Regions from separate parts of the Mus musculus genome. Here region 1 is linked to region 2. The links are chromatin loops, found by intact Hi-C in ENCODE. Cell type or tissue: left cerebral cortex. All regions are shown on one strand. Links, peaks and the distances in the headings refer to the core of each region. The heading gives the core; the rest is flanking DNA.

Evidence for each region. Hi-C counts contacts between places; a loop is a spot of excess contacts. Peaks named below come from ENCODE experiments on the same cell type or tissue, not always from the same donor. Only the 100,000 strongest peaks of a DNase experiment are listed, where the experiment ranks them.
Region 1: a loop joins it to region 2, with 6 times the contacts of the local background. A loop is called at or near these places in 24 of 42 quality-filtered maps.

The regions. Positions count from the first base shown.
Region 1 is chr4:133,644,695-133,657,135 of GRCm38, reverse strand. It overlaps the pseudogene Gm13213. Among named protein-coding and RNA genes, the nearest start is that of Zdhhc18, 17 kb to the right of the region's middle. In left cerebral cortex, for the core only: CTCF peaks have their summits at 6,664 (motif pointing right), 6,892 (motif pointing right) and 7,616 (motif pointing left); a DNase peak (open chromatin) is centred at 6,912; H3K4me3 peaks cover 504 bases; H3K27ac peaks cover 186 bases.
Region 2 is chr4:133,587,753-133,600,193 of GRCm38, reverse strand. It overlaps Gpn2 (GPN-loop GTPase 2), which reads right to left. Exons shown (of 5, transcript NM_133884.2): 3 at 11,534-11,694; 4 at 10,297-10,427; 5 at 8,459-8,868. The coding sequence ends at 8,796. Gm42324 (a long non-coding RNA gene) reads left to right here and starts at 4,187. Exons shown (of 2, transcript XR_881487.1): 1 at 4,187-4,615; 2 at 4,863-5,255. In left cerebral cortex, for the core only: a CTCF peak has its summit at 7,424 (motif pointing left); DNase peaks (open chromatin) are centred at 3,890, 4,469 and 7,423.

The DNA.
Region 1 (12,441 bases), core at 2,903-10,902, 57 kb before region 2:
GCTGTTGCCAGGTAACTGTGGGGTGGAGCTTAGACTGAATGAGTATATTAGACCTTTTCCATTACTTCCTAAATAACACAGTACAACTGTTTATATACCACTTACACATTATGGATTATAGACGTGTTTCAAAGGTGCAAGAGGGTTTCTTACATAGGTTATTTACAAAACCTATGTCATTTGTATTTTTGTACCTGGGGTTCCCTTCCTAGACCCTGGGGACAGTTCTTTGGGTCACTGAGGAATGACTGCACTGAACATAGATAGGAATAACATAGTCTTACAGAATAATTGTAAAAATTAAATTTTGACACATGACAAATTTAGGAAAACGCTAACAAAAGAATAGCTGGGTTTTGGAGTGTATTGTGCCGTCGGCACTTCACGTGCTGGGACAGTGGACTCTCAGAGGCTAGGATGAGTGGAGAGGCATCCGCACAGTGTTTACTGCAGTGGTGTTGGGATGGGAGAGATGAGAAAGAAGGCACTGTGGGGCTTTGGGCAAATGGCTGGCCCTCTCTAGACCTGCCTTCTCATCTGCATGTGGAGCTCACTCAGGCGTAGCTGCTCCTCAAGGCCCCTCAGGGAAGGGAGGAGCACTCACAAGCCTTCTTGGGAGGGGCAGTGCAGGGTCCTTCCCTCCCTGGGGATATGTAAGCCATTAATGCTTACTGGAGGCATCGGGGACCTGCCCACACTCCTGTTGGCTGACTAATTAAACTGATGGGTTCACCAAGCTCAGGTCTTTGGTTTGCTGCAGGTGCTATGTCTTCCTTAGGTAGGCAGACAGACGTGTGTGCTCATACCTCCCTGGGGAAAGCTAACGTAACAGGCTGTAAGGACGTGGCAGCTTGGGCCCCACAGAGTCATCATGAGAGCAAAAGAGTGCAGTGGAGAGCACACAGTGACAACATCATTGCCATTAAATGACAAATAACATTCCCGGAAGGGGGAGAAGAAAGGAAGAAGAGCTGCAGAGATAACTCATTCTATAAATATGCTTGCCCGCAGGGCTGGAGAGATGGCTCAGTGGTTAAGAGCACTGACTGCTCTTCCAGAGGTCCTGAGTTTAAATCCCAGCAACCACATGGTGGCTCACAACCATCTGTAATGGGGTCTGATGCCCTCTTCTGGTGCATCTGAAGGCAGCTACAGTGTACTCATGTACATAAAATAAATATTCTTTTAAAACGCTTGCTAATAAGTATATGAGTACTCAAGTTTGATGGCCAGAACCTTTATATAAAAGGTTGGGCTTAGTGGTGCTTTGTGCTTGTAACTACAGTACACACAAGCAGGAACAAATCCTGCGGAGGGGCTCCCTGGCCAGATGACCTAGCTGTGAGGGTTTGAATGAGAATGGCTCCCTTAGGCTCATGTGTTGGGATTCGCGGTTTCCAGTTGGTAAAACTCTTTGGGAAGAATCAGGAGGTATGGGCAGGCCTTGAGGCTTCCAAAGACTATTACATCCCTACTGCAGGCTCCTCCTTCCCCACTCTCACATCAAGTGTATGAGCTCTCAGGAGGTCTGCCTTTGCTCCACCATCATGGACTCTTAACTCCTCGAAACTTCAAGTCCAGTGTTTAACACTTTAGTTTATAAATTGCCTTGGGGGCTGGTGAGATGGCTCAGTGGGTAAGAGCACCCGACTACTCTTCCGAAGGTCCGAAGTTCAAATCCCAGCAACCACATGGTGGCTCACAACCATCCGTAACGAGATCTGACGCCCTCTTCTGGAGTGTCTGAAGACAGCTACAGTGTACTTACATATAATAAATAAATAAAAAAATAAAAAATAAAAAAAAATAAATTGCCTTGGTCATAGTATTTTGTCACAGCAAGAGAAAAAAATAAGGCACAGAGTTGAACACACAAGCCTCATTTCCTCATGGGAAACCTTGTTTCAAAAAGCAGATATCAGGCTGGAGAGAGGGCCCAGCAGTTAAGAGCACTGACTGCTTTTCCAGAGATCCTGAGTTCAATTCCCAGCAACCACATGGTGGCTCACAACCATCCGTAATGAGATCTGGCTCCCTCTTCTGGAGTGTCTGAAGACAGCTACAGTGTACTTACATATAATAAATAAATAAATAAATAAATAAATAAATAAATAAAAATAAAAGATTAAAAAAAAAAGATATACCAGAAGAGGGCATCAGATCCCATTATAGATGATTGTGAGCCACCATGTGGTTGCTGGGATTTGAACTCCTGACCTTCTGAAGAGCAGTCAGGTGCTCTTACCCACTGAGCCATCTCACCAGCCCGTGGTATGTCTTAAGACAGCTACACTGTACTCATATAAATAAGTAAATCTTAAAAAGAAAGAAAGAAAGAAGAAGGAAGGAAAGGAAGGAAGGAAGGAAGGAAGAAAGAAAGAAAGAAAGAAAGAAAGAAAGAAAGGAAAAGAGGAGAAGAGAAAAGAAAAGAAAAAAAAAGAAAAAAGAAAAGAAAAGAAAAGAAAAGAAAAGAAAAGAAAAGAAAAGAAAAGAAAAGAAGAGGAAGAAAAGTCAACCAGAAGAAAGAAAGGTCAACCAGGCAGTGGTGGCGCATACCTTTAGTCTCAGCACTTGGGAAGCAGAGAGGCAGGGCTAGGCAGAGAAACCCTGTCTTGAAAAACAAGACTTTCTATGTAGCCAGGGACGACCTTGAATTCGTGAATCCCCTGCCTCCAGCTTTCGAGTATCGGGACATGTGTGTCTCCTTGGAGGTGGCTCCTTCCTTCTTATTCTTGTTTTAAAACCTTTATTAATTATTTTATGCATATGGGGTCTTGCCCGATAAAAGTCTGTGTACCATGTGTGTGCAGTACCAGAGGAGACCAGAGGTGGGTGTGGTAGCTCTAGTGGCTAACTACTATGATCCTAGCAGAGAGGCAGAAGCAAGCAGATCTCTGTGAGTTCGGGGGCCAGCCTGGTCTACATACTGAGTTCTAGACCAGACAAGGCTACAAAGTAAGATCCTGTCTTTTTTTTTTTTTTGGTTTTTTTTGAGACAGGGTTTCTCTGTTTCTCTGTATAGCCCTGGCTGTCCTGGAACTCACTTTGTAGACCAGGCTGGCCTCGAACTCAGAAATCCACCTGCCTCTGCCTCCCAAGTGCTGGGATTAAAGATGTGCGCCACCACGCCCGGCTGTAAGATCCTGTCTCTTTAAAAAGGACTTTATAGGGTGGGGGAATGGGTTGGGGGGGGGGACTTTTGGGATAGCATTGGAAATGTAAATGAAATAAATACCTAATTTAACAAAATTTTTAAAAAGGACTTTATAAATGAACCACTGAATTTTTGGAAAGTGTTTTGGGGTGGCAAGCTTACCCGCACCTTCATTCCTTTATTTTTTTTTTTTCCTTAAAGATTTATTTATTTTATGTATGTGAGTACACTGTACACCAGGAGAGGGTATCAGGTCTCATTACAGATGGTTGTGAGCCACCATGTGGTGGCTGGGAATTGAACTCTGGACTTCAGGAAGAGCAGTCAGTGCCCTTAACCACCGAGTCATCTCTCTAGCCCTTTACCTTTATTCCTTGTTTTTTGTTTGTTTTTTTCGAGACAGGGTTTCTCTGTGTAGTCCTGGCTGTCCTGGAACTCGCTTTGTAGACAGGCTGGCCTCAAACTCAGAAATCCACCTGCCTCTGTGTCCTGAGTGCCAGGATTAAAGGTGTGTGTCACCACCGCCTAGCTTACCTTCATTCCTAATACCTGAATTCAGTATCCTTTCCTCTCTTTTCTTTCCCTCTTCCTCCTCCTCCTCTTCCCCTTTTTCTTTCTTCTTGGGGATTGAACCCAAAATCTTTTGTAAGAAAAAAATTATTGGGGGTGGGTGGGGTGGCTTCTTGAGTGAAGGCACTGGCTTCCTGACTGGAAGACCTGAGTTCAACCCCTGGTGGTACCCACGGAAGGGACAACTGACCTCCACACATGTGCCATGGCACCCCCCCCCCCCCGCAAGATGAAATAACAGGTCTTGAGGCTTTTTGGTTTTGCCTTGAAGTGCTCACTGCGGCCTAGCATGGGAGCACATACTTTAATCCCAGCGCTTGGGAGGCAGAGGCAGTTTGAAGACAGTCTGATCTACAGAGTGAGAATTCGAGGAGAGCCAAAGGTACACAGAAAAACTGTCACAAAACCCTGGGGTGTGGGGAGTCCTCATTGTGGAGCCCAGGCTAGCCTGGCACTTGTCATTCGATTTTAGCCTCCTGAGCGCTAGGATTAGAGGGTGCCAGCCTTGCCTCTAATCACGCTCACTAAACATACGTTCCTGCTCCACCCCTGCCAGCTCCTCCACAGCTTTTCTTTCCCTTTGTAGCACTGGAACCATTTGATTTCTTGTGTTTGTGTGCGCATGCACTGCGCACCTTCATGTGGAGGCCGCCAGGGCCAACCTTTTTTTATTTCAGGTGGGAGTCATGAAGCTTGTGAGTCTCTTCTAGGCAGAGATGCTAATCACACAGGAGGAATAGAAAAGGGTTATCCCATCTGAGGATATGAGGATGCCTTCTCTCTCTCTCTCTCTCTCTCTCTCTCTCTCTCTCTCTCTCTCTCTCTCTCTCTCTCTCTCATTCTCTCCTCTTTCTCCCCCCCCCACCCCCTGCCTGACTCCTATATGCACACACACACAGAGAGAGAGAGAGAGAGAGAGAGAGAGAGAGAGAGAGAGAGAGAGAGAGAGAGAAGGGTTTCTAGGAATTGACTCTCTCCTAATACCAGTAGATCCCAGAGATCAAAAGCAGGTCATGAGGTTAGTGGCAAAAAGCATCTTTCACCCCACCGAGCCATCTCCCTGACCCAGAAGTTTCTGTCTCCCTTACATTGTAGTCGAGTGCAGGTTTGGGAACAGGGGCCTGTCCTTGTCAGGACCTAGGGAAGCCATTCCTTGTTTTGTGACTGACTTAGCCCTGCCCTGGCTTCCCAGGCTCCTTGCTTGCTGAGCATTGAAAGGTCAGCCCAGCCCAGAGGACCTTCCACTGAGCAGGACTGTCAGTCAGGAGGCCACCCTTACAGCAAGAGAAGGAAAGGGGGTGATCATAAATAATTTCGTCGTTTAACCATGTTCCAAATATTGCACAGGACATGACTTATGCTGAGAAATTCTTGGTTGTTTATCTGAAATTCAAATCCTGCACTTTTCCTAGCTAAACCTGGCAGTCCCTACGAGGAAGTGAAGCTTGGCCCAGCGCTCAGGAAGATGGAGTCTCGGATCTTTGTATGTCAGTGTCTCTCTGAGCCAAATACCTGTTTTTCCCTACAGAATACATTTACCTCAAGTCCCATGTAAACCTGGTACTAAGCACAGAGTCCCGCAATCAGCTTCAGGGGCAGTTACTGCTGGCATTGACGCATTAAACAAATCCTCTCCTCTTCACGGACGGGCGTACTCAGTGTCCATGGTGGGGAGGAAGAAAGGGTAAAGTGGGGTCAGACTGCCAATCAGAAAAGGGAAGCAGGGAAAGCTGGGGCTTCTGGTCAAAAGCTTGTTAATCTTCACTGCTCAGGCAAAGCAAGACTGCCCCAGGGACTGGGGACAGGACTGGACTCGGGGACAGCTCCTGATTGGACCCTGATTTCCCTATTGGAAGGAGTCCTTGGCCCGTTGTCTGTTTTGGCTCCCTCCCCCCCACCTTCCTGAACACGGACTTCTGTAAGTTGTGCCTTGACGACTCTCCTCCTTGGCAAATGTCCAGTTTTCGCCAATAGCTCCCTATATGAGGGTCTACTGTTAATTTTAGGGTTCAGCCAGCTGGAGGCTGGGTGGGGTTGGGGGCTAAAATTTGCTTTTGAGGACTGACAGTGGCCATGTACAGCCAAGCCTAAGGCCTTGAGTTCAGTCCCAGGAATCCATGGGGCGAAAGAAGAAGAAAGCCAAGCCCTGGGGGCTGGAGAGATGGCTCAGCAGGTAAGAGCACCAACTGCTTTTCCGAAGGTCCTGAGTTCAAATCCCAGCAACCATATGGTGGCTCACAGCCATCCATAAGGAGATCTGATGCCCTCTTCTGGAGTGTCTGCAGACAGCTACAGTGTACTTACATATAATAAATAAAAACAACAACAACAAAACAAAAAACAAGCCCTGTAAATTGTCCTTCAACTGCCACATGGGCACAGATGGGAAGGGACACATATGGAGACACACAATAAATAATTAAATGTAATTTTATTTTTTCTTTATTTATTTTTCTTTCTTTTTTATTTTTTGGTTTTACCGAGACAGGGTTTCTCTGTATAGCCCTGGCTGTCCTAGAACTCACTTTGTAGACCAGGCTGGCTTCGAACTCAGAAATCTGCCTGCCTCTGCCTCCCGGGTGCTGGGATTAAATGCATGTGCCACCACACCCAGCTCCTAAATGTAATTTAAAAACAGGATTTATGTATTTATTTTATGTATGTGAGTACACACCAGAAGAGGACATCAGATTCCATTACAGGTAGTTGTGAGCCACCATGTGGTTGCTGGGAATTGAACTCAGGACCTCTGGAAGAGCAGTCGGTGCTCTTAACTGCTGAGCCATCTCTCTAGCCCCATTAAATGTACTTTTGAATTGCAAATATAATCTTTTACATTTTAATTATATGAGAATTTTGCCTGCATGTGCACCATATACATGCAAGTGCCCAGAATGGCCAGAAGAGGGCGTCAATCCCCTGGAACTGGAGTTATAGACAGCTGTAGTAAGCCACCTTGTAGGTGTTAGGAATTAAACCTCTGCCCTCTGGAAAAAAAAAACAACTGTCCAGCTCCATATACATATTACAAATACCTCTCTTCTGCTAATTACTATGTTTTTTGTTTGTTTAGCTCTGTGCTCCAAAATATTTTTGGAGATAGATACTGGAGCACTGCACAGAAAAATTGTGTAACTGGTGCCAGCAGCCTCTGTGTTAGGCTGTGCCAGTAAAGGCCACGAGAGGGCAATAGTGAGGCCAGAGGAAGAAGGGAGGCGTTGGCTCCTTCAACTGGCTTCCTGTTCCTGTGAGGGTCCTAATACTCCTCTCCTGTAGCTGCAGGTCCTTCCTGCCCTTGCTGTGGAATGAACTTTGGACATGTGTTTCCCCAGCAACAGTCACAGAAACAGCTCCATAGCATCCCACACGGAGACAGCAGCATCTAGCTAGTCTGCGTCCCTGTCCCCGGCAAGTACAGAGACAGCCGGCAAGAACACTAGATGTTTCCAGTGTCCGAAGGGCTCTGTCCAGCCCCTCCAGATGTCACAGGTTCAGTAACTCCAAACTCTTGGGTTTACTCTCTGATCTAGACAGTATAGATGCGTCTTGCTTGTTCATGTCCTTTTAATTGGGTGGGGGGAGCGTATTCATTTTCTTTTATCTACATATGAATCTTTTGCCTGCATATAAACCAGGCTAGCCTCAAACTCAGAGATCCACCTTATTTATGACTCCCGAGTGCTGGGATTAAAAGTGTGCGTCAGCCGGGCAGTGGTGGTGCATGCCTTTCATCCCAGCGCTTGGGAGGAAGAGGCAGGTGGATTTCTGAGTTCTCTCTGCTGGAGAGATGGCTCAGTGGTTAAGAGCACTGACTGCTCTTCCAGAGGTCCTGAGTTCAATTCCTAGCAACCACATGGTGGCTCACAACCATCTGTAATGGGATCTGATGCCCTCTTCTGGTGTGTCTGAGGACAACTAGAGTGTACTCATGTACATAGAATAAATATATAATTCTTTTTAAAAAAACTGTTTACACAAGCAGGAAAGAAATTGTAATTAAATTTATTTATTTGTGTGTGTGTGTGCCACTGAAGGGCACATGGTGGGTGACTTGGGTCTGTCCTGCTATCATATGGGCCTTGGGCATCAATTTTGGGCTCAAGTGCTTTCATGTGCCAAGCTATCTCACTGGCTCTGATGAAAACATTTTTAATAAGTTCATAGCCTAAGTATAGAGCATCAGTTCTCAACCTATGATCGGGTCATGACCCTTTTACAAGGGCTACATATCAGATATCCAGCATGTCAGATATTTACATTATGATTCATAACAGTAGCAAAATTATAGTTGTGAAGTAGCAAAAAATAATGTAATGGTTGGGGTCACCACAACATGAGGAACTGTATTAAAGACATTAGGAAGGTTGAGAACCATTCATCTAGAATGTTCATAAAACCTCTAGGGCTATCTAGAAGGGTCCTGGCCCTTGACACCTCTCAAGGTTCATTCTCTAATTCACCTAGAGTGACTCTCGGTCCTCATGGTAATTTGATAGATATGGCCCCATAGACTCATGTGTTTGAATGCTTGGCCCATAGGGAGTGGCACTATTAGGAGGTGTGGCCTTGTTGGGGCTGTGGGGGCTTCCTTTGAGATCTCCTATGCTCAAGGTATGCCAGTGTGAGATACAATGTCCCCCTGCTGCCTGCTGACAGATGGAGAAGTCTCAGCTATTTCTCCAGCACCACGTCTGCCTGGATGCTGCCATGCTTCTCACCATGATGATAATGGACTAAACTTCTGAGATTGTAAGCTACCCCCGTTAAATGTTGCCCTTTATAAGTGTTGCCTTGTCCATGGTGTCTCTTCATAGCAATAAGACCCTAACTAAGACAACCCTATAGGCTGTCACGCATGCACTATTCATGGTAGGCACCAGCAGCCCATCTGGCCTTGAGCACACCATCCTGCTTTAGCCTAAGTCCTGGGGATATAGGCACACACTACTATGTCTAGCTTGCTCTTGCCACGCCCCCCCCCTCACCACCACCACAAGATATAGTCTCTGTGGGTGGTGGCACAAACCTTTGATCCCAGCACACTAGAGGTAAAGACAAGTGGATCTCTGTGAGTTTGAATGAGCCTGGTCTACAGAGTGAGTTCCAGGATGAACAAAGCTATTGAGAGAAACTCTGTCTCAAAACAACCAACCAGGACTGGAGACATGACTCAGCGGTTAAGAGCACTGACTGCTCTTCCAAAGGTCCTAAGTTCAAATCCCAGTAACCACATGGTGGCTCACAACTATCCATTACCAGATCTGACACCCTCTTCTGGTATGTCTGAAGACAGCTACAGTGTACTTAGATATACTAATAAATAAATCTTTGGGCTGGAGAGATGGCTCAGTGGTTAAGAGTGCTGACTGCTCTTCCAAAGGTCCTGAGTTCAAATCCCAGCAACCACATGGTGGCTCACATCCATCTGTAACGAAATCTGATGCTCTCTTCTGGAATGTCTAAAGACACACTACAGTATACTTACATATAATAAATAAATAATTAAAAAAAATCTTTAAGCGGGAGTGAGCAGAGGTCCTGAATTCAAATTCCCAGCAACCACATGAAGGCTCACAACCATCATTAGAGCTACAGTGTACTCATATACAATAAATAAATAAATAAATAAATAAATAAATAAATAAATAAATAAAAAGTCTTAAAAAAAAAAAGCTGGGGGCGGTGGTGGCACATGCCTTTAATCCCCACACTTGGGAGGCAGAGGCAGGTAGATTTCTAGGTTCGAGGCCAGCCTGGTCTACAGAATGAGTTCCAGGACAGCCAGGGCTCTACAGAGAAACCCTGTCTTAAAAAATCAAAACCAAACCAAACCAAAATAATGACCAAACAAAAGGCTATGGGCCCATGTTAACTCAGGCTGGCCCCAAGCTTGCTCTGTAGCTAAAGCCTCCCCTGAGATCCTGCTCCTCTGGAGGAGCCTCTATGCCTTCACTGCATGCTTTCTCTGTCTAATTATGCTAAATACACAAATAGCATCATGTGACGTTTGCCTGTAGCATTCAGTACAGTAACAAGCTATCGAGGTTTGGGGGCCTAGGAGCATGACGCTATGCAGTATAGCTTAGGCATGTGTCTTGGGGTTTTACTGCTGTGAACAGACACCAATGCCAAAGTAACTCTTATGAGGACAACATTTAATTAGGGTTGGCTTACAGGTTCAAAGGTTCAGTCCATTATCATGGAGGCAGGGAGCATGGCAGCATCCAGGCAGGCATGGTGCAGGAGGACCTGAGGTTCCAGCTCTTTTTCTGCAGTCAAACAGAAGACTGGCTTCCAGGCAGCTAGGAAAAGGGTCTTAAAGCCTGCACCCACAGTGGCACACCTACTCCAAGGCTACACCCGCAAATAGTGCCACTTCCTGGGCCAAATATATTCAAATCACCACAGCACATATTTAGTTGTCTCACTTAAGGTTTTCAACTTATTCTTATTTTGTGCACATGAGTATTTTGTCTGCATGAATGTCTGCAGACCCTGCTGTGAGACACTGTGTGGGTATTGGAAAAATGATTCTGGGTCCTCTGGAAGAGCAGCCAGTGTCCTCAAACTCTTTTTTTAAGGTTTATTTATTCTATACGAGTGCACTGTAGCTGTCTCCATACACACCAGAAAGAGCATTGGATTACAGATGGTTGTGAGCCACCATGTGGTTGCTGGGAATTGAACTCAGGACCTCTGAAAGAGCAGTCAGTGCTCTTAACCTCTGAGCCATCTCTCCAGCCTCCTCATTTAACTTTTGTCAGTATACTAGATGCTTACTAATTTCTAAGAACGGGTTCCCATAGTTACATAATCAATGACTACATTTAACAGCTAGTCTAGAGCTAGAGAGCTGGCCCTGAGCTTAAGAGAGAACACTGGCTGCTTTTATGGAGGACCAAAGATTGACTCCACCATCCACATGATAGCTCATAACCATCCGTAATTCCAGACTCAGGGCCTCTGACTCTCTGTTGTGGCCTCTTCACAGATGGTACACAGACCCGCATGCAGACAAAGGACGGGCACATATCACCCCCACAGACATGAATGCAGGCAAAATGCACATACAAAATCCTGATCTAGGTCATTTGACTCTGACCTGTAGAGAAAGGTCTGTATGTTAGAAAAAACCAAGAGGATTCCCCCCATAACACCACGATGAAAATAGCAAGCCAGAAGTACACTACATTCCAGATGTTACAGACTGAATTGTGTCTCCCACTAATCCATATGTTAAATCCAAACCCTTCCATGTGTGTCTGGAGGTAGGACCTTGAAGGAGGTGATTATTGTTAAATTAGGTTATAAGGCGGGCACTTAATACAATGGTTCTGAGATCCTCATGGGGGAGAGGGGGAGAGGGGGAGGCAGCTGGCATGTGTGTACAGGTCTTGTGGAGACACAGCCAGAGAGACCCGCACCAGAAAGCAGCTCTGTGGCACCTCGGTCTTGAAGTCCGGACCCTGAGAACTAAGGGAGGATCCGTACGCGTTCAAGCCACACCCCCCACGACTCCCGCCCCTGTGGCGCTATAGTTCCTGTGCTGCAGGCTAGGTGAGCTGCAGAGTTGAGACTTGAGGTGATGGCGCCGAATGCATCTGTATTTAACCCGCGTGTTTGGTCTGAGGATGAGGCGGCAGCTGGATCGCGGAGATGACTGTGAACTGCCGTGAATTGAACGAAGCAGTGACTCCGGTTACAGCTGCTGTTGGTTCTGGGTGCCGCGACACCCTTGCTGTCTGAGAGCCAGCTACTGACTGGCGAAGGATTATTTTCCTCTATCAATTATAGGCAATGCCAGGAGTGCTTTGCTTTTTACCTTGAAGACCATGAGCAGGGCCCAAAGCTCACCTTAGTACTCAGAGCCCCATCAAGTCCTTGGGTTTCTGTCTTGTCATTAGGCTGGACAGATGGCTCAGCAGTTCAGAGTACTTGCTGCTCTTGCAGAGAACCCAGGTTTGACTTCCAGCACCCACATTGTGACTGTTTGTGATTCCAATTCAATGGACTCTGGTGCCCTCTTCTGGCTCCCTTAGGTATCAGACACACACATGGCGTATAGACACACACGTGGGCAAAACACTCATACAACACATTGAATTAAAATATACATCTGAGCCAGGTGTGGTGGTGCGCACCTTTAACCCCAGCATTTGGGAGGTAGAGGCAGGTTGATTTCTATGAGTTTGAGGCCAGCTTCAAACTGCAAAGCAAGTTCTAGGACAGCCAGGGCTACAAAGAGAAATCCTGTCTCAAACAAACAAACAAACAGTAAAATGCTATAGAAATCCCCCCCCCCTTTTTTTTTACAGCTCTGGCTGTCCTGGAACTAGCTCTCTATAGACCAGGCTAGCCCTGAACTCACAGAAATCTGCCTACCTCTGCCTCCCCAAGTACTGGGATTAAAGGCATGTGCCACATCTAGCCAGTAACCTTTCCTTTTTTAATGTGCCAAATTCTCACATAGACCAGGCTAGCCTCAAAATAGAGGCCCCTGCCTCAGCCTCCCAAGCAGCACTGTGATTGTAGGACTTGGCAGCTACATCTGCCCCTTCTCTTTGCTTCTGTCTTCCTCCGTGCTGAGGATTGAATCTAGGTCCTTAGCATGCACTCTACTTCTGAGCTATACCCCTACCCCCTAACCCTCAGGACTCTGGACCTAGATCTTACACATATCACTATGCAGGTGACATTTTGCTGAGTCTGACAAAATG
Region 2 (12,441 bases), core at 2,480-10,479:
GGAAACGGTCACGTCAAGTGCTCAGATCTGAGCCGAGGGGTGCAATCTGAGGCAGGGGCATAGTGCCTCCAATAAAACAGATCAAATAAGGGAAAGCTCCCCAAGGCCCAGGGACAAAAAGAAATCGGCTGAAGAGGAGCGGGCGCGAGCTGGGTGGGAAGAGCCGCAGGGAGCTGGGCTGAGCAGCCCACGGCCTGCGCGCCCGGCAGGCAGCGACACGCACCAGCCCGGGGCAGCCCGCCGCCGTCTCCACGGCCCAATCACTGGACGGACTCTCTACAGAGCCCGTCCCCGGGACACGGTTGACCAATGGGAGAGCGAAGGGTGAGTCCTCCCGCCCCGTCGGCCGCGCTACCCTTCTGGAAAAGACGAAGAAGTTGCGGCTCGGGGAGCGCAGCGGGGCGGCGCCTTCCCGGTTTCACTCAGACAAGTTGCCACCCGCCCGACTCGGGAGCTCGTCCCCCACCCCCGGGAGCAGCGGGACAGGGCGGGGCCGCGCGCAAAACTTAGTCTCCGCCCTTTGAGTCATCCACTCACCTGGCCATGTCTGGACCAGGCTGCCGGCTGAAATCGGCTGGAAAAAGGCCAAAATGCTCGTCTCCCGAGCTTCGGAGGCAGACCTGCGCTGGTCGCCAGCAGGCTTGGGTTGTATCCCTGACTTGATTTGTAGTCCGGAAAAAATCATAGCACCTCCCAGGACCTCAGTTTCTCTTCTGCATCGCTAAAGGTTCCACAGTTAGAAAAAGTAAAAAGCGGGGTTCTACTAAGGTGCAAGGTTTCAGCCTCCTTGCTTGAGGCTCTCAACTTTTGGGTCCTCCTTTGAATAAGTTGCTTCCTAGGCCCGGAAGGGTGGCGGATGCCTTTAACCTGAGCACTCTGAGGCAGGGTGGACCCTTCCCGGGAGCTAGGGTGTGGCTCAGTTTATCTAATGTCCAAGGACAGGTCCCCCGTGCCTAAAAATAAAAAACAAAGTGATTAAGTAAACGAAGGACAAGACTGGGTGGGAGTTGGGAGTGAAACCTTCAAAATGTTACTAATTCCAACCAGTGTCAATCCATCTGGGATTTATCTAGTATTTCTGAACCCAAATCCGAATAAGCAAGCCTCAGGCTCAGTCACTGTCAAAGTTGACCTGGGTGCTCACCTAAGAAGGCTGCCTAGCTTGGCAGCAAGAGAACTTTCTGGAAGGATTAAGGGAACTCAGGTCAAATTTACTGGGTTCTCCAGAGTCCACGTTTGGCCACACCCATAGTACTCTGCTCTTGTTACCGCCCATAATTCTTCAGAGAAGTTACTGGGCCTCTTTGGAGCATTCAGGGTCCTGTTTTTTCACTTCCTGGTGATGTGTTGGGTTTCAAGGTTCCAAAGTCACACAAGAGTCTGGACTAGGGCAGGCAACTCCCCTCAGCTCAGGAGGTGACCCGGTTTCTTTCCACTAGACTGGTCTGGTGACTTTCTCTTAATGGGGTAGGTCCTGGGAAAGGAACTTCTGTGTCTCTCAGCCAGCGTCTGCCTGCTGTGTGTTGGCTCCAGACCATGTATGAGAGGATGGGAGCTGTCCTAAGGTACTGTGCTGGCCTTAAGGGTAATCAAGGGGAGAGGCCCTCAGCGGCAGGTCATGAAGCCGGCTGTGTATTAGCACCGGATCACAGCTGGCTAAGGCTGTAGGTTTGTACCAAAGTGGTCTCAGACCTTTTGGTCTACGAGGTGGTTAAAAAAAATTATGGGGTGGAGAGCTGGCTTGGCAGTTAAAGCACTGGCTGAGTTTGGTTCCCAGCACCCACACAGTAGCCAACTTCTGTCTGCAACTCCAGTCCAGGGGGATCTGATGCCCTTTACTGACCTTCATGGACACCAGTGTATTACCCAGGTGGTACACAGGCACAGATGGAGATAAACCACCCATTCACATCAAAATCAATTTTAAAAAGTTTTAAATTATGGCCATTTTTTCTTGGTCTAGATTTGATATTTAAAATCAAGCTGGAGGTGGTGGTGTCTGCCTTTCCAGGATATCCAGGACAACGAAAACAAACAAACAGACGATCCCTGTTTTGAAAACAAAAAAACAAAACAAATCTTTCAGTCTAGCTGGGCTTGGTTCACATACAGGAGGTCAAGGTTGATCTCTGTGTGTTCAAAGCCAGCCTGGTCTATGTAGTGAACTCACCAGGACCTTTTTCCAACCAGGCTGCCAGCTAGCTCAGTAGTTAAGTACTTGCCTCTCTTCCAGGGTCGTGGCCTCATATCATACCCTCAGGTTCACTGTAATTCCAGCTCTAGGGGAACTTTTGGGATCTGTGGGCAACACACACACACACATACACACAAATAATTATTTAAAATCTTCATGTCCACTAATGGGTACAATGTCTTTGGAGGTAATGAAGTGTTCTAGTTTTAAGTAGTATGGATATTTAAATTGCTTTGTGGTAATCATAGAACTTGACCACTGTAAAGGGGTGAATTTTAGGAAAAGTCAATTATATTTCAGGTTTATTTTTTAAGTTTTTTTTTTTTTAATTTTACATGCATTGGTGTTTTGCCTGCATATCTTGTCTGTCTGTGTGAGGGAATCAGATCCCCTGAAACTGGAGTTGCAGACAATTGTGAGACACATGTGGGTTCTGGAAGTTGAACCTATGTCCTCTGGTAGGCTTTGGAGCCATCTCTCCAGCCCCTCCATCTTGGTTTTTACTGTCTGTCTTAGGGCTGTGTAGCTCAGTGGTAGAGAGCTTGCCCACCATGCACTAATCCCTAAGTTCAAAACAGAACACCAGAAAACAAGATATTTGAGCCAGGAACTGTAGCGCCAACCAATGGTCCCAAGTGTCTGGGAATGTGAGGTCAGGTGAGGCAAGTTGTTGAGGCATAGTCTCAGAATAAAATATAAGGGCTAGGGAGATGTCTAAGTAGGACAGGAGCTTGGATCCCCAGAAACCAGTGTGAATGTTGAGTGGACACAGTGGCCTGCTGTAATTCCAGCACAGGAAGGCAATGGTGGGGCTTCCCAAGAGCAAGCTCTGAATGTGATCAAGAGCCTTCAGTCAAGGGCATGTGGGGATGCGGTATATGCACAAACACACATATATCACACACAAATTGTTTTTAAAAAAGGAAAACTAAAAATTTAAAGGATGGTTGAGGTTAGTGGTAGGGAAAGGGAGAGAGAAAGGGGGAGGAGGGAGAGGAGGGAGTGGGAGAGAACTCTCAGGGACTTCCCTAATTCCCGGCTTTGTCCTGTGTGCCTTCCTTTCTTAAGGTGACTTCAGCAGTGTCTATGGAAGAATTGAGAACTTTTTTTTCCCAGCTGAGCATGGTGACAATGGCCTTTAATTCCAGCACTAGCAAGTTAGAAGTGGGGGCATCAAAAATTTCAAAGTTGTCCTCAGCTACAGAGGCCAGCCTGGGCTACATTAATAATAATTATAATTATTAGTACTAGTATTTGAGTGGCATGGGGAAAATTGCAATCTAAAATTATTAGAAAGCATAACTACTATTTTCTATGTTTTAGCTTTTTGGGTTTTTTTTGTTGTTGTTGTTGTTGTTTTGTTTTTGTTTTTTCAAGACAGGGTTTCTCTGTGTAGCCCTGGCTGTCCTTGAACTCACTTTGTAGACCAGGCTGGCCTTGAACTCAGAAATCCGTCTGCCTCTGCCTCCCAAGTGCTGGGATTAAAGGCGTGCGCCACCACACCTGGCTTTTTTTTTTTTTTTTTTTTTTTTTTTGGTTTTTCAAGACAGGGTTTCTCTGTGTAGGCCAGGCTGGCCTTGAACTCAGAAATCCGCCTGCCTCTGCCTCCCAAGTGCCACCATGCCCGGCTCACCAGCTATTTTCAAACCTTTCAGATGCTACCTCCAGGCAGGACCCAGGTGGCTAGGGTTTCCTGTTTTCACACACTGTAGCTAAAATAGCCACGCATATGTCTGTCTGTTTTGTGTGCTAGGGTTTCGTGAAGCATGCGTTATGTTGTGCTAAACTGCTTCTGCTCTGGACTTCCTAGAAATTAACAGACAAACAATCAAAAAACCCAAATGCCAAACCAAACCAAAAAAAAAAAAAAAAAAATCGGGGGTTGGGGATTTAGCTCAGTGGTAAAGTGCTTGCCTAGCAAGCCCAAGGCGCCCTGGGTTCGGTCCTCAGCTCCGGAAAAAAGAAAAAAAAAAACCAAAAAAAAAAAAAATCCCTTTACTCTCTCTAGTTGCTATAGGTCTCCTTCAGCAGAAAGGAGCCATCCCTCTCAGTGTCCTGTTAGAGCGTACCAGTGATCACAGACCACGCTGAGGTCTCCTCAACCTACTTCCCTTTGTTCCTGCTCTTCACCTGGTTCACGGGGCCCACACCACCCCCCACCTCTGCTCTGTGTGGGGTGGGGAGGGCAGGTTTCTGCAAAGTACAGCTCCCTTCCACAAGCCCCCCTCGCTCCACCTACCCACTGAGTCAGGAGCCAGGAATGTCTGTGGGGGCAGCAGACAAGTATGCCACCCTGGGGGTGTCCCGGGCTGATTCATCTCTCCTTTCCACCCAATCTTCTCCTTACAGGGCTAGGAAATTGAAGTCTGTCTGGAGATAAGAGAGCAACCCTGGACTCTGGGAAGAGGAGTTCTTAAACCTGTGAGTAGGGAAAGTGGTTAGGGCGCCGCTCTCCTGTGCAGAGCTGCCGAGAAGAGGAGTAGGGGTGCGATGGGAAGAAGGAAGACATGTTCTCCCCATCCCGCCGCCCTCTTCCCCCCACCCCCGCCTCCGCCCCAGAGCAAAGCTGACCTGTGATCTCTATCTGACCTTAGAGACTTGCAGGTCAACGTGGAAGACTGGGGAAAAAAGCTTCCATTTGCATTTCTGCTATGTTTGTGACCCACAGAGCCGTGTGAACACTGGAGGACCGAGATATTGGAAGAGCGGCTCCATCCAGAGGCTCTAAACAAAGACCCCAGCACCCACAGTAAAAGCCTGTGAGCTGTCATCCCAGGGCTGTGGGCAGAGAGGAGGTCCTTGGAGCTTGCTGGTTAGTCAGCAGAATCAGTGTACCCCTGGACAGTGAGAGACCCTGTTTTGACGGCTGGCAAGATGGGTTAATGGCCAAAGGCACCTGCTGCCGAGCCTGACCACCTGAGTCCCATCACTGTGACTCCACCGGGTGGAGAAAGCTGACTTCTGTTAAGTTGGCCTCTGGCCTCCACCTTTGCTAAGTGCTCGTGTGCATGCATGGGCAAGCACGTGAAGGCACACACACACACACACACACACACACACACACACACACACACACACACACACACACACAAATGTAACTAAAATGCTTGTAAAGTTACAAAGGATAGAGATAGAGAGCTCAGGGGTTAAGAGTACCCAGTGGTCTTGCAGAGGACCTGGGTTCAATTCTCTGCACCTAAAGTACCTTACAGTGATCTGTAACGAGTTCCAGGGGATCTGATGCCCTCTTCTGGCTTCTCCAGATACCTGTGTATCTGTATATATACCATACAGCCATACAGACACACACATACAATAAATATTGTTTTCCAAGACAAGGTTTCTCTGTGTAGCCCTGGCTGTCTTGGAACTGGCTGTCTACACCAGGCTGGCCTCACAGAGATCCATCTGCCTCTGTCTCCCAAGTGCTGCCTCTGTCTCATGAGTGCTGAGATTAATGTTTTTTTTGTTTTTGTTTTTGTTTTTGTTTTTGTTTTTGTTTTGACAGATCTCATCATGTTGCCATCCGGTTTAGAACTAGCTATGTAGGGGCCAGGCTGGCCTTGAACAAAGAAATGCCTGCCTCTGCTTGCTTGCTTGCTTTCTTTCTTTCTTTCTTTCTTTCTTTCTTTCTTTCTTTCTTTCTTTCTTTCTTTCTTTCTTTTTAGATTTATTTATTTTATATATGCAAGTACACTGTCACTATCTTCAGACACACCAGAAATGGGCATCAGATCCCATTACAGATGGTTGTGAGCCACCATGTGGTTGCTGGGAACTGAACTCAGGACCTCTGGAAGAGCAATCAGTGCTCTTAACCACTGAGCCATCTCTCCAGCCCCCTGCCTCTGCTTTCTTTCTTTTTGTTTTTGTTTTTGTTTTTTTTTTTGTTTGTTTGTTTTGTTTTTTTGAGACAGGGTTTCCTCTGTGTAGCCCTGGCTGTCCTGGAACTCACTCTGTAGACCAGGCTGGCTTCGAAATCAGAAATCTGCCTGCCTCTGCCTCCCAAGTGCTGGGATTAAAGGCGTGCACCACCACTGCCCGGCTCATCACCACAGTCTTAAGTACACAGACCAGGAAGTCCTTTTGCTATCAGAAATTACACGAGTGTTTGTATGTTGAGACAGACGAGATGTAGCCCAGACCAGCCTGGAACTTGCTAATACAAAAGCTGACCCCCCAACTCCAGTGTCTGGGATTACAGATGGGCACCACCGAGCCTGGTTGTGAACCATATTCACCAAAGGAAAAAATGCTTGCTGCCACACCAAGGTCTCAAAATAAGCTGTAACCTGCTCCATACCTCCACTGTGGCCGCAGTGAATGTATGCTGAGGGGTACAGCTGAGCTGTGACGCTGTAAGTGATGCCGTCAGTCCCTGCATGTGGTTTTCTCTGGTGAGTCTGATGGGTAAGCATCAAAACCCACGGCCACAGCTACTGATGCTATTCAAACCCAGAAGCTGCCTTCCTCCCTAGACGAGGCATTTCCCAGCAGCCTGGGTGGCGGGATTCCTGGGCCCCAGGCCCCACAGTTGACTCACCACCTCGGGTTGTGGCTCCTGCTCTCAGTTTCCCTGGATTGCTCTGTGGGTACTCTCCCCCCACTGTGCAGGGCATTAATAAGGGTGAGGCACTTTGAACTCCTCAGATGAAAGAGGCTGGGGAAACAGCACCCCATTATTATCCCTCCGAAGCCAGGCGTGGGAGCGAAGCTGGCTGCCCCCTCCTGCTCTCAGCTATGGCTGCCCACACTGGGAAGCCAACACGAGCCACTTCAGGGCAGACTTTATGAAGAAGCTGCGTTCTCCCTCTGCCCGCAGCACAGAAACCCACCACCGATTCAACTCCATCGGTACTTGGAACCACGTACAGATGCCTCAGTGTTCCCTCTTGATTGACCGCAGCTCCCACAGCATGGTGGCTGGAACTTTTCATCAGTATGTATACCAAAGAGGGGCCACTCCAGAGTTACTTGGCAAAGTGAGCCACGAGGGAACCAGTCTCCGGACATTCCCTAGCTTGTTTCTCTCTGGATCGCTGTAAGAGACGTGTGAGGATTCTGTATTTGCAGGTTCTGTGTAAAATGCCGAGCCCTGCACACATGTAGCTGCGTGCAATTGGTCTATAGATAAAGTCAGAAAAGTCTCTGGCACCAGTGCCCCTTGGCCATCAGGCCCTTCCTGTCAGGTTCTATGGGGAAAACTAAGTCTACAGTGCCACCTACTGGCTGGAAACGCAAACTGCAGCCCTCCCACCCCCCAAACAGCACAAACAGCAAAGAGAAACATTCCCGTTCCCAGACAACAGTCCTAGCATACCTTAAATAACTCACTTTGCACAGATCGTTAGACAAGGGCTTCTACAGCCCAGGCTTGTCTGAAACTCACTATTTAGCCAAGGCTGGCCTTCAACTCCCAATCCTACTGCCTCCACGTCCTGTGCTGGGATTAGAGGCATTCACCCCCACACAGAATGGACTGTCTGAAGGACTCTTTTGCCTGTCTTTGGAAGTGCTGGGAGTTGACTCTGGCACCTTGTGTGTGCTAGCCACTACTAGCTATGTCTCCAGCCCAAGTTATGTTAATTTTTCAAACTTTGACTAGTATTTGAGAAAAGCAGAATAAAACCATGAGCCATGCAGTGGTGGCGCACGCCTTTAATCCCAGCACTTGGGAGGCAGAGACAGATTTCTGAGTTCAGTAGAGTGAGTTCCAGGACAGTCAGGGCTACACAGAGAAACCCTGTCTCGAAAAAACAAAACAAACAAACAAGGGGCTGGAGAGATGGCTCAATAGTTAAGAGCACTGACTGCTCTTCCAAAGGTCCTGAGTTCAGTTCTCAGCAACCACATGGTGGCTCACAACCATCTGAAATGGGATCTGATGCCCTCTTCTGGTGTGTCTGAAGACAGCGACAGTGTACTCACATAGATAAAATAAATAAAATCTTTTTTAAAAAAGCACTGAAGAACAACTAAATCACGACAAGAGTCCAGTGCATAGCTGTAATCTGCCTAGCCAAGGCTGTGAGCCCAGGCTGTGAGCCCAGGCTGTGAAACACTGACCTGAAGAAACAAGAGCGTCAGGCAAGAGCATCTGTCACCATGTCCCTGACCCGAGTTCAACCTCAGAACTCAGGGAAGAACCAGCTCCAAGTTACCCTCTGACCTCCATACACAGGCCCCCCAGCCCACACACGCGTGTGCGCGCGCGCATACACACACACATGCTTGAGCAACACAGACACACACTAAAAAAACGTTATTTAAAAACATTAATTAAATTAAATTTAATTAAAACGTTAATTAAAGACATTTCTTTGTTCTCCAAATCCCTGGGTCCAGAGGGTTGAAGAAAGGTTTAAGGTCACAAAAAAATAGAGACTCATCTCCTATCGTAGCATGCCCATCCACTGCAGCCCATGTAGAGCCAGTCCTCCTGGGGCTTGAGCTTGTCGGCACCACAAAGGGTGCTATGCGTGGCTTCTTCTCTAGAAGTCCTTTGCAGGGATGGAGGTTTCCTCCCAGCCTCTGCTCTGGCTGGACGTGGTTTTTGGGTCCGTACCTCGCTGAGGTGTCCCCGGCTCTCCAGGCCCATGTGTCACAGCTGCATGGCTTCCTGCTCTGCGGTCTGCTCCGAGGGTGCTAAGTACTTCTCCTGGATGCCCAGAGTGCTGAGGGGAGGTTAAGGCTTAGACACGGCAGAAGATGGGGGGACTGGCCTGGGCAGGAGCTGCCCTCTTCTCAAGACCACCACCCACACACATCTCTTCTGCCCCACCCCCCACAGGTGGGTATGAGCCGCCCATTGCAGCCCTCCCTTGGGGCTCCAGTTTCTTCCCCACAAAGGACCAGGGAGCACTGGCCCTCCAGTTGGTGTGGCAGATGCTCAAGAGCCAGGCCAGGGTGTCCAAATCCTGTCCCCATCACTCCCTTTTTCTCTTCTGCAAGATCACAAGTAGACAGAGTCCCTCCCCGACCCCTGACAGCTGGCACACAGGTGCTCAGTACCTATTGTCATCTCATTCTTTCTACCAAGGCAAAGGCTCTAGTCTTCTTGGGCCATAGGGTCTTTTCCCTTCCAGACAGGACACAGATGGGACACTGCTAACACTGGTGACACACGAGCCCTCGCCTTGGCAGTCCCACGAGGGACCTCGTGTTCTACTGCCACTATTCCAGACACGTGTCCTCAAGGGCCTGACACAGATATCTAAATTCCCACCTCCGGCAACCTGGGCAAATGCTCTGTCTCCAAGACAAGCGACCTAAAGGGCAAGCCTTTCCTTCAGCCTCTCCGACAGCCTCTGACCCAAGGAACACGCAAACTGGTCAAATCCCAACCCCAAAGGCCCAGCTGCTCTGGTTTCCAGTGGTGCCCTCTGCCAGCTTGTCCCTTCTATAGGGTAGACCTGTCTCTTCTCCACTCCCTGACAGCTCTGTCACTAACTGTTTTAATAACCTCTTCCATATTTTTCAACCAATACTCCTTTCCCTATTCTCCTTTGTCATTTTTTGAGACAGGCTCTTACTTTGTAGCCCAGGCTAGCCTCAAGCTTTTGGTGATCTTCCTGTTTCTCAACTGCTGGTTTACAGGCACGAAACCTCACACCCAGCTCCATTTCGTGCCCCCCCACCACACACACCTTATCTAGCAAGACTCTTAAGAACTCTGCTACTCCTAATTACACCCACCAAGTGCATTTGCCACATTTACAGGGTGGTTCCTAAAATGTGCAGTAGCTCTCAGAAACCCAGGGAGGAAGATCAAGATTGAGGCTAGCCTGCACTACACAGGCCGATGTAGGCCAGCTAAGGCTAGAGAGACCCTGTCTCAAAACACTAAACTAAATAAATCCTTACCCTTGCACTAATGGCAGAAGGCGTGGGTTCTATCCTGGGCTACACCCCATCCTGGGCTACACCCCAGTGATCCACTGCCAGCCACGCCCCCTCCCTCCAGCACCTCTTCTTCCTTTAAATGTAATACAGAAAGCAAACTGAAGTCCTTGCATTTCTCCCACAGCCCAACGCCATTTCCTTTCCAGGCTTCTGCGTCTGGGGCCCTTCCATTCGTCCTTTCCCATGGTCCCTAAGGATACGAGGAGAAGTGAAAATCAGCTCCCATTGCAGCGGACATCATGGCTTCCAGGCTTCGCTGCTCTTGAACCCCAAAACAGTAGCCATTAGCTTTATCCACAGCCTGTAAGACTCGCTGGATGCTGTCCTTGTCCTGAGCAGAGCAGAGAAGAGAACTCAGTGAGTGAGTCAGCTGTGGAGAGCTGAGACCACAGCTAACTGGCCTCGTCTAACTCCTAGGACACATACGAACTTTCCTTGGCCCAGGACAGCCCTCCATTCCTCAGGGGCCTGGCTAGGCGGACAACTGCCCAGATTAGATTAGAAGGTCAGGTCCCCTGTGCAGTCCCTGCCTAGGGCCTTCTCCTGTGGGAGCCTCCCTACCATCCTAGAAAACTGTCTCACTCTTCTCTTCCTGGGCCAGAAGTCAGTGAAGATCAGCGTCCCCCCAGTGTCTGGACAGAACTACTGACAGTGAGCATACCGGCGTCATTTGTCCTCTAACGGTTTCCTCGTGCACAGACGACAGTCAGAACAGTCCATATATCTCAATGAAACATACAGCCCAACATAATGCGCTCAGCCCTCGGCACAGTGCTGGCCGGGAAGGCACCCGGCAGTGAGGGCTGCATGCACACTCTTGTCACACCGCAGGAGCCAAGTGTGCTGTCAGAGCAGTGTCCTCCACCTTCCTAACACTTCAACCTTCAATCCAGTCCCTCAGGCTGTGCTGACCGCCAGCCATAAAATTATTTTCTTGCTACTTCATAACTGTAATGTCGCTACTGTTATGAACCATAATGTAAAAAAAAAAAATGTAAAATGGAAGGTATCTGTTATGTGACCCTCAAAAGGGTCACAACCTCCAAGGTGAGAATCACTGAGTTAGAGGGGAAGCTGGCTCAGGTCTCCACTGCAGGAAGGAATCTAAGACCACAGTGTCTCCTGGGTTACCTCCACTTTAAAAGGATGAGAGACACAGAGGCCACAGGCCACTCTGCAAACTCAACACAGCCACTCAGCTAAACGGACCCCTTGGTCGTGGGTCACCTGTTGGTGACTCTCTGGACTCACTTATGCTCATTCACACATGGGAGGAAACACAAGCAGAGGCCTGGTGGCTCCGAATCAGCAGGACTGAATGAAGTCTGCTCCTGGGCCTGAAAGCAAGTCAAGGACAGACCCAGGACCTCAAATCTCTCTATGCCCGTGGCATGTCAGAGCTGCAGCACAGGGAAGAGCTCTCTCACTGGCCACTACCTGGATGTTCAGGGGGATGAAGGAGACCAGGCTGTAGTCTTCCACCAGCTGCACCAGCTTCTCATTGAGCTGTCGGTAGCGCCGGAAGAAAGGGTCAGACGCCAGGTGCTCAAGCAGGTAGGAAAGGTCCAGGACCTCCGTGTAGTAGTCCAGGTTGAAGGCTGAGGAGAGATGGAGTCAGATGCTGCTGACACTAGGCGGGAGGCCTCAGGGCTGCAGCAGCGGAGGGTGTAGCTCAGTGATAGACATGTTTAGCATTTGCAAGGCCCTGGGTTCCGTTCCTAACACCCTAAGGGGGATTAAAAACCACAACCAGGGCTGGGGATTGACTTCAGTGGTAAAGCCCTGGGTTCAGTCCTCAGCGCTTGGGGGTGAGGGTGGGGGTCATACCCAGTTGACTTTTGAACAAAGCAGGCAGTGGAGTGCTAGCCTGGCTACATGCGGTGCTGGACTACGGCACTATGAGAGAAGAGAGACCCAAAGTCTGGGGCTGTGTCTTCTTTGTCTCTTTGTCGTTATTTCGCTGAGACAGCGTTTCACACCTCCGCTCTGGCTAGTCTGCCACCGTGTGAGCTGCCCAGGCTGGCTCTCACAGCTCCTGTGTGCTGAGGGTAAGGGCACAGCTGCACGCTGACTCCTGATCCCCCATTATTCACATTCACTAAGACACCTGCTGCTGCCGTGAACCGCAGTGAACTGATGTAACTAAGAAGAGAAATGCTGAAGGGCACTGTTGGCTCAGGCCTTTAGTCCCAGCACCTGGGAAGCAGAAGCAAGCAGATCTCTTAAATTTGAAGCCAGCTGGGACTACAAAGCAAGTTCCAGGGCAGTCAGGGGCTACACAGAGAAACCCTGTCTCAAAACAAACAAGAACAAAAAACCCAATGGCACAGGCTGGTAATCCCAGG